2 separate regions of the Mus musculus genome follow, and region 2 is linked to region 1. A link is a contact called in ENCODE Hi-C or POLR2A ChIA-PET data. All regions are on one chromosome and are shown on one strand. The core of a region is the stretch at or near the end of the contact, and the rest is flanking DNA. Distances in the headings are between cores, read along the strand shown. Region 1 overlaps Gm13010 (a long non-coding RNA gene). Region 2 overlaps Usp48 (ubiquitin specific peptidase 48).

Region 1 (4,639 bases), core at 1,612-4,111:
CAGAGCCACCAATCTGGGAGGTGTCTGGGAAATTCCCTCTAGAAGAAGATGGTCACAAATAGATTTGTGTGCATGTTGCCCTGAGAGAGGTTGGTGCAGGAGGAGGAGGTAGAGTTCTCAGTCTCCTAGTCTGTAAAATGGGTAGGAGGGTGGCTAGTGAGCGCAGTCAAATTGCTGTAATAGCAAATGTTTGCAAGACCTCCAGGCTCAGATCCGAAGCCTCCACCAACGCACCAGCTGCTGTAGTGATGGCCTGGCCTGGAGCTGGCTGGAGCCAGTTGTTCAACATTCTGGAATTTGGTAGGCTGATTTTGTTGTTTGCTTGCCTCCTCCTCCTCCTCCTCCTCCTCCTCCTCCTCTTCCTCCTCCTTCTTCTTCTTCTTCTTCTCCTTCTTCTCCTCCTCCTCCTCCTTCTCCTCCTCCTCCTCCTCCTCTTCTCCTCCTCCTCTTCTCCTCCTCCTCCTTCTTTTCTTTGATAAGGTCTGAAAATGTGGTCTCTGCCTGCTGAGTACCAGGATAACAGATATGCACCACCGGGCAGGGTGTGGTAGGCTGTTGTTAAGCATGGGGAGTCTAAAGCCAAGCACAACCGGGAACCTTCACCCCAGCATGTGTGACAAATTAAGACTTTCCTTTGAGATTCTGTTGCCAGCAGAGCACTGGAGTAGGGGACCCGGGCCAAATGACCACACTTTTGAACTTGTGTTTCCTCAGCTAGGAAAACCACAATAATTATGACTACGCATGTACTCACACAAACATGAGTGTGCACACATACACATGTGCACAAGCATATACAACACACACACACACACACACACACACACACACACACACACACACATATCCTGGGTTCTATGCTAAGTCTTTTTTTTTTTTAAGATTTATTTATTGTTATATGTAAGTAGACTGTAGCTGTCTTCAGACACCCCAGAAGAGGTCATCAGATCTCATTATGGGAAGTTGTGAGCCACCATGTGGTTGCTGGGATTTGAACTCAGAACCTTCAGGAGAGCAGTCAGTGCTCTTAACCGCTGAGCCATCTCTCCAGCCCCCTATGCTAAGTCTTATGCATCAGCTCATTTCTTTCTCATTCCCACTTTATAACTGGGAACCGAGTCTGCAGTATGTCCAGTCTGCAGCTCACGGGCTTCATGAACCTCAGGATGGCTGGGAATGTGGCACAAGATCAGAAACTTAAAATATCACAAGATTTGGTCTTTCTTTCTTTCTTTCTTTCTTTCTTTCTTTCTTTCTTTCTTTCTTTCTTTCTTTCTTTCTTTCTTTCTTTCTTTCCTTCTTCCTTCCTTCCTTCCTTCCTTTCTTTTTCTTTCTTTCTTTCTTTCCTTCTTTCTTTCCTTCTTTCTTTCTTTCTTTCTTTCTTTCCTTCTTCCTTCCTTTCTTCCTTTCTTTCTTTCTTTCTTTCTTTCTTTCTTTCTTTCTTTCTTTCTTTCTTTCTTTCTTTCTTTCTTTCTTTCTTTCTTCCCTCCTTCCCGCCTGCCTTCCTTCCTTTATTAAAACCTTGATTATGGGGACTGAAGAGATGTCAAGATGGGAGCATGGCAGCATCCAGGCAGGCATGGTACAGGAGGAGCTGAGAGTTCTACATCTTCATCTGAAGACTGCTAGCAGAATACTGGCTTCCAGGCAGCTAGGATGAGAGTCTTAAAGCCCACATCCACAGTGACACACACACCTACTCCAACAAGGCCACACCTTCTAATTGTGCCGCTCCCTGGGCCGAGCATATGCAAACCCTGACCTCTCTCTACAACCCGATCCTCATAGCCCTTTATGATAACCATCAGCAACTCCAGTTCCAGCAGATCTGATATCCTCTCTGGCCTCTGTGGGCACTGCATGCACATGTATGATGCACACATATGTATGCCAGCACAATACACGAATACATAAAAGAAACACTCAGAAGATAGACACTTTTATTTTGGTTTTTTGAGACCAGGTCTCATGAGATTAAAAATGTTAATTTACACTTATCTATTTATTTCATGTATGCGTGTGCAACGTGTGTGTGTGTGTGTGTGTGTGTGCATTTGTGTGTTGTGGGTAGGCATGTGCCTCCCACAGTACAAATGAGGAGGTCAGAGGATCGCTTGAGTCAGTTTCACTTTCTACCACATAGGTTCCAGGGATGAAACACAGGTCATAAGGTTTGCAGGAAAAGTGCCTTTACTTTCAGAGCCATCTCCCAGGCCCTATTTGTTTACTTATTTGTTTTGAGACAAGGCCTCATATGTCCCAGCTAGCTTTAAAGTCGCTATGCAACTAAGGATGACCTTTAACTCCTGAACACCTCTGACATGCTGAGATTTGAGGTGTGCATCACCACGTCCAGTTTTATGAAAAGCTGGGGATTGAACCTGGGACTTCACGCCATGTTAGGCAAGCTCTCCACCCACTGAGCAGCGTCTCCAGTCCTCACAACTTTAATTAAAGGAAGATCAAAACTGGGTATGGTGGTGTGCGTGTTTTGTTTTCTGTGTGGCCCTAACTGTCCTGAAACTTGCTCTGTAGAGCAGGTTGGCCTGTAACTCAGAGATCCAAACCTGCCTCTGCCTTCTGAGTGCTGGGACTAAAGTTGTGCCCTACCACTGCCCGACAACCTCACCCAATCCCAATGACCGTCCAATGGTCTGACCTCCGAACAGCAACATATGAATTTGGGGATTCATAAGTGTCCAACGCATGATTCTTGGGCACTGGCACCTTCAACATAGATAGAGTTTGCTTTCTTCCTGCCACACTTACAATGGTGTGTCCTGCTGAGAGCCACTGAGGCCTTGGGCGGTACTCCTGCATCCCCAGTGTCCAGTACAGATGTTAGCATGTAGGAAAGACAGAATGAATGGCTGCCAAGCCATGTCCTGGAAAACAGCCACTGCCGATGAGCTGGGAGTCTGTGGTAAGGTTCCCCGTCAGGGAGGCTGGGATCTCAACTTGCTGGCTCCAAGGTTCCACTTCTTGAATCAGAAGCCTTGTCCCAACCTGACCATCCACCAGGAGAGTTCAGAGAACATAGCTAAAGACCGGAAGCCTGCCTCAGGCTTGGCCTGGGCCTAAGTTCTGAGGTCCCCTCAGTGCCTTCTTTAGCCCTGTACGCCCCATCAGCCACTCAACAAACACTAAATCATCCTGTTTGCCATGGAAGGCTGCTGGGTCAGGCTACCTGGGTATGTTCTCATCTCTGCTTCTTAAGAGGTGGGTGGGGGGCTTCCCCTCATCTCCCTGCCTCCCTGAGCCTCATCCTGCTCCCTAGTCAAGGTTGATGTAGGGTTCTAAACAGCAAAGGTCTGTTTAGTTCCCTTCCTGTTTCATTTTGAAGGACTCAAAACAAGTTCAGCTTCTAGATACAGTAGCTGTCTGCAGCCCTGGCCAACCCCATTCCCTCCCCTCCTTTTTGGCTGGCATCACCTGTTTTTTTTTTTTTTTAAAGATTTATTTATTTTATGTATATGAGTACTTTGTAGCTGTCTTCAGACACACCAGAAGAGGGCATCAGATCCCATTACGAATGGTTGTGAGCCACCATGTGGTTGCTGGGATTTGAACTCAGGACCTTCGGAACAGCAGTCAGTGCTCTTAACCACTGAGCCATCTCTCCAGCCCCCCCCCCTTTTTTTAAGATTTATTTTATGTATGTGAGTACACTGTCGCTGTCTTCAGCTATACCAGAAGAGGGTGTCAGGTCCCATTACAGATGGTTATGAGCCACCATGTGGTTGCTGGAAATTGAACTCAGGACCTCTGGAAGAGCAGTCAGTGCTCTTAACCACTGAGCCATCTCTCCATCTTTGATTATCTCCTTATGCATATTTATTTATCCCATCCCTCCCCTTGCTATACTCGGCACAGCACTGATTCGCATGTATGCAAATGCCCCCTGTATTTTGACATTTACGGGGTGCATTGCTCAGTAATTTGTTTTCATGTTCTGTGGAATACTTCTGCAAAGTGGCTGTAACCATACAGGTGCCTCTAGCTGAGCCAGTTGAAGTGTTTAGTGCTGCGCTCGCCATGGGTACCACAACCCAGCCCTCTGCCATATGTATTCAAGCTGCTTCCAATCATTGATGCGCACTGTCTTTGTTTACGTTTTGAGACAGGGTCTCGTGTAGCTCAGGTTGTCCGCCAATTCCCTACGTAAGCAGGATGACCTTTAACTTCCGATCTTTCTGCCTCCACCCCTCTGCCCCAAGTGCTGACATCACAGGTGTACACCACCACACCTAACTCAATTTACCCTCCATGAGTAAGTTGGGATACCTTTTATCTCCCTGGAACACCTTACAGAAAGCAAGCCAGTTGAAAATTCCTGGAGACGACTGTGGCTCTTGGGCACCCCCTGCTGGTCACTTGGTAATTACATTGGAGCTGGATAATCCCAGATGCCCTTTCCAAAGAAGATGCTCCACTTCCCCTGCAATGTCTACCCTCAAGTCCACCTTAGGGATATCTAAGAACGGGGCTCTTGTAGAAAATGCTTAGCATCTCAGCTAAAGGGCAGAGTAAAAATGCAATGGGAATACACTTGCTGACGGCCAAAGTGGACTATGGCAGACAAGTGAGTGTAAGACTAGCCTGGGCTATGTAGTTATTAATGACCGAGACTCTGTCTCAA
Region 2 (4,749 bases), core at 302-2,801, 220 kb before region 1:
GCCTGACACTGGTAAAGAATGAAGGCTTTTCTGTTCCAGGTCTGCTTCTTTAGAACCAAGGAGACTTTCAATTACAGCCTTTTCCTCTTTATAGAAAGCCTCTTCAATGAGAGGTTTATAATCTCTTGTGGGTCCTGGAGGGCGCCATTCTGAGCCAGCAAGGGCCCCCGGGGAGGCGGCAACGCGTGCCTATGAGGGGGGCTGGGTGCACAGCCTGGCATGGATGGAAGAGAAGGTTGGACAAAGGCCCTAGAGCTTTGCTTTCTCTGGCCTATTTCAGTCCAAACCACTCAGCACTGACCACTCATGCATGGCTGCCTCTAGGCACAGCCTTTCTTTTCCTTAATATGCGCCAACCAAGCCACCACCTTATTCTCTCTCTCTCTCTCTCTCTCTCTCTCTCTCTCTCTCTCTCTCTCTCTCTCTCTCTCTCAGACACACACACACACACACACACACACACACACACACACACACACACACACACACACACACACCACAGAGCTGGCCTCAAACATTTTACCATCTAAGGCTGGAGAACAGAAACATATATAAGTATAGCCTCTGAGTGGCTCTTGTGGCTGTGTATCCTAAAACAGAAATGGCCCTTGGGAAAGACACGTCCTTCCCACCAGCTCTGACAAAGGGAAGAAAAGCTAGCTAGGCAGGGGCTCTGCAGAGGGCCTGCATCTAGGAAACAAGCATGCTGGGCTAGGGGTAGATAGCAAGTCTTCAGGAAGGAGAGATGTTGGCCCAACCCCAAGAGCTCTCTCTTCTCAGATGTCCTCACTGGAGAACCTCTGGTGGACCCTGAGGGAATGTCATGGCCAGGGCTGGCAAGTAAGGTGACCAGACACTGGTGGCAGGGGCCTAAGCCGGCCCAGAATGAACCAAGGTGCTTTCCCTGAGATAGTATTAGGGGTAGCCATTCCAGCCCTGACCTCTGGCTTACTCTAGTTCCAGAATCACACAAACCTGCACAACTCGGCACCCCTTTTATCTGGAGGACCAGCGACAGGGTCTGGAGGGATGAAATGCTGCTGCCAAACCTTCAGACACAAACCACCCAGAAGCAATGAGGGTTGCATGACAAGCCCTCGGGAGCAGCCATACGGCAACTTTCCAGACACACACCTGGAGCATCCTCCAGGGAGCCTGTGAGTGTGGGAACAGTGCTGGAGTTGCGAGAAGGCCCCACTTCCTCCTGCCACTCAGCGGAGAGAGCATGTTTGACAATGTCTACACAACAAACTTCTGAGTATTCAACCAGGAACACACTTGACCATAAGAGGAGCTGGTTGCCCTTGGTTACAAAGCAGGAATGGCAATGGCAGGAACACCCAGATGTAAGTGTGCAGAGGCCAGTGTGCCAGCCGGCCATGGTCCAGCACAGGCAGTGGCTTCCCTGGAGTATGTGCCCACTTCCTGTGGCCCAGGGCCTGGCTGGCCTGGCAGCACTAGCCTAGATCTGGAACCCAGCGGCCACAATAGTTGCTGCTACAGGCAGAGCTGGTTTCTCAATGACAGGCGCTGGCTGCCCGAGGGGCTGGCCAAGCCAGGACAGGAAGTGTCTTTCATTGTGTATGTTGGAAGGGAGGGAAGCAGATGAGGTGCTCTAATAGAGGCAGCTCATTTGTTCTGAGTGCTGGCCTGGTGCATACCTGGTCTCCTACAGGCAGGAAGATCAGAAGTTCAGGATTATTACTGGCTACAAAGACAGTTTTAGGTCAGCCTGGGTTACATTAAAACCAATCCCCAAAAGGGAAAAAACAAAAAAATAAAACAAAACAAAACAAAAAAACCCAAACAACTGAGCTGGGCGGTGGTGGCGCTCGCCTTTAATACCAGCACTTGGAAAGCAGAGGCAGGCGGATTTCTGAGTTCGAGGCCAGCCTGGTCTACAAAGTGAGTTCCAGGACAGCCAGGGCTACACAGAGAAACCCTGTCTCAAAAAAACAAAACAAAACACCCAAACAGTATAGGCAGGAAATGGTAGGTAGGCTGGGAATTTGGTTACAGGTTCAAGGCTAGGCTTTGCTACCTAATGATGCTGTATTAAAAAACAAAATAGAAACAAAGGCAGGGAGTGGCGCCTCAGGACTTTAATCCCATTACTCAGGAGGCAGAGACAGAGGATCTCTGAGTTGGAGGATAGCTTAGCCCCGCAGAGACAGTTCCAGAACAGGCAGGGCCACATAGAACCAGTCTCAAAACAAAACAAAAGCAACAGTTCCGCTCAATCAGCCCTCCTGCAGAGGTACCTACTGGAGGATTGATTGACCTTGACCCTGCCTCTCTTGAACAAGACACAGCCAAGGCCCAGCCAGTGACAAGCTTGGCAGGCCTCAGTTCAGATGGCAGGCCATCACCATCCTGAAAAGGACTTCGAGCTCCCACCCCTCTCCTTCCTACAACCTGGTGAGTCTCAAGACATAACTGGCTTACCACAACTGGATCTGAAGTGTGTCAAAGAACACACCGGAAAACCCGTCCCCTGCCTCCAATTCTTGAATTACTGCTTGCTTCAATACTCCACAAAGAAAACCTCTTCAGGCCAGGAAGTACCTAGGAGGAATCTACAGGCAGCCAGGAGCCTGTACACCCTCGCCCCTGCTGTTGCAAGCATGTACTCTGGATGCTCTTGGCAACCCCCATCGAAACAATTGAAGCTACACTTCTGGGGCAGGAACCAACCATCAGAAAGAAGGAAATCAAAGTCAAACCGTGTTCTGAAAACCTTTCAGCAAGATCCTGGAGATGAATCGTGTGCTGCCTAGCCACTGGCTCTGGCGATACTTGTGGGCTAAAGGGGAAGATCTATGAAAAAGGCTAACTGAACATCTGTCCAGCCATCGCTGCAGCCTGCAGGGCTCCTAGCAAAAGGTGTATTTAAGTTCTCGGTGAAGGCTAAGCAGGAAGCTTGGTGGGGTGGTTTCTCGATGTCTCTGGACTTTATAAGAATTTTCCCACCAGTACGTATGGACACCCAAACCTCTGGATGCTGGGGTGAATATCGCAGCAGGTATACAGCGGCGAGGAAAGCCAGGCTATAAACTGCAACTTTCCATGCTAGCAAAGGCAAGGATTACCAGGAAACCCACAGGGACCCTTCCTACGCACCAGCCACAGCCATGTCGGGGCTAGGCATTACCTCCAGGAAGAACTGCCCCCAGAGAAATACCTGTTCATTTAGGGGTCTGGACTTAAGGTCAACACCCTTCACACAGTGGCACTCGGGCCCACTGCCCTGTACCCTCCCTGTCTGCACCTGCACACTTGGTGCTCTGCCTGGCCAGTCTGGAACAGGAAAGACAGGATTCTCTGCTCTGGTTCCTGAGGCCAAGCATCAGTGAGTGATGGTGACCAGGATCTGGTCCGGCCTGGGACCAAAGACCAACAACTAATAGGTGAAAGGACAAAGAACTCACTCCGGATAAAGGTCCGTGGAAACAGAGACACAAGTGTCTTTAATTTGGCAGAAAGGTTAACAGTGATTCTCAATAATAAAGTTCATAAATACAGAAAAGAAGTTTTCTCTCAGGGAATAAAGACGTCAAATGATAGCCTACATGTCTGGTAGTGGCAAAAAACATCTCAGCATAGGAGACTCTACACATTTGCTTGGGTTTAAAGAATGACTAGAAATATACACGGGTAGAGCTGGGGATGTGGGTCAGTATGCAGAATTTTCTCTAGTGTGCACGAGGCGCTGGGCCCGGGCCTCGGCACAGCACAGGAAACCTGTCACAGTGGCCACATGCCTGCAATCCCAGCACCTGGGAGGAGGAAGTAGGAAGATCAGAAGTTAAGGTTATCCTGGTTACATAGTGAGTCCAAGGCCAGCCTGGGTTACAGGAAACCCTGCCTGGGAAAGAAAAAGGAAACATAAAGAAGCCTGGAGATTCATAATCTGGTTTAATGTGGTTCCTGAATGTAGCTTTAGAACCCAGCAGAATAGCTAGCCTGTGCTGTATACAGCCACCCCAGCTCAGAGGACAACCAAACAGCATGGATTAGTGAGCAGGAACATGGCAGCTGGTAAGTCCAAATGCAGACTCTTTGAAATATGTCTGCTTCAAGCTGTGAGGAAGCCGCAGCCCAGGGATCCCAAGCTTTTCGGGAGTGGCCTTGTTCAGTGGGTGCGGGGGTCTGAGCTGAAGCTCCAGTAAGGCTCTGCAGTGGCGGGCACCGGCTGTGAGGCGGAAGCAGCACACTTCAGCTCGCTGGAACTGGGTCTGCCCCACTGTATTTGCCTGACAGGAGTTAATGGCTATTACCTTGCTAACATTTCGTAAAGGAAACAAAGGATGCCTATGCAACCAACCTCACAGTGCTAACTTCTGGCTTGTGCACAGCCAATGCCAAGAGAAAGGGGGAGGAACAGCTGCTTCTTGCCACCTAGCCCCACCACCTTTCAGGGGTGCTGAGGCCCTGCCAATGCTTTGTTACAAAGCCACAAACTCTGGGTTTCTTTCTAAGGACAGTAAAGACCATTTGTCAAATATCTGGTGACTTTCAAATGTCTTGGCCTTGGGAAAGAGTGGGCTCTTGGTGAGTGAGGCTTGGTCCCATTTCTGTGGTGCTCGGTAAAGGACAGATCTGAAAGCCAGGGTCCCGTGAGTCCCTGTGTCCCCAAAGGCAGGAGCTCCTTGAGAAGTCAGTCTTCCAGGAAGGTAGGTGTGCAGCTCTCCTGGCTCTGCCCCGCGCTTCTCACCATCTCAGAACACTCTTTCTTCATTGCAAACATAA

What was found. A loop is a pair of places that touch in the nucleus more often than their neighbours do. ChIA-PET counts read pairs that join two places held with the same protein, here RNA polymerase II (POLR2A).
Region 2: a loop to region 1 is called in a map of T-helper 17 cell, with 1.9 times the contacts of the local background. The contact joins two enhancer-like sites. A Hi-C loop is called at or near these places in 1 of 37 maps with a recorded cell type or tissue (T-helper 17 cell). POLR2A ChIA-PET finds 5 or more read pairs at or near these places in 1 of 5 experiments (embryonic stem cell).

The regions. Positions count from the first base shown.
Region 1 is chr4:137,443,518-137,448,156 of GRCm38, reverse strand. The region is part of intron 1 of Gm13010 (a long non-coding RNA gene); the gene reads left to right. Among named protein-coding and RNA genes, the nearest start is that of 1700013G24Rik, 7.5 kb to the left of the region's middle. Within about 2 kb of position 2,861, at least 1 of the 3 ENCODE cell types and tissues checked has a DNase peak (open chromatin) inside an H3K27ac peak, as active enhancers do.
Region 2 is chr4:137,657,223-137,661,971 of GRCm38, reverse strand. It overlaps Usp48 (ubiquitin specific peptidase 48), which reads right to left. Exons shown (of 27, transcript NM_001355588.1): 27 at 3,435-4,749. Among named protein-coding and RNA genes, the nearest start is that of Rap1gapos, 47 kb to the left of the region's middle. Within about 2 kb of position 1,551, at least 1 of the 3 ENCODE cell types and tissues checked has a DNase peak (open chromatin) inside an H3K27ac peak, as active enhancers do.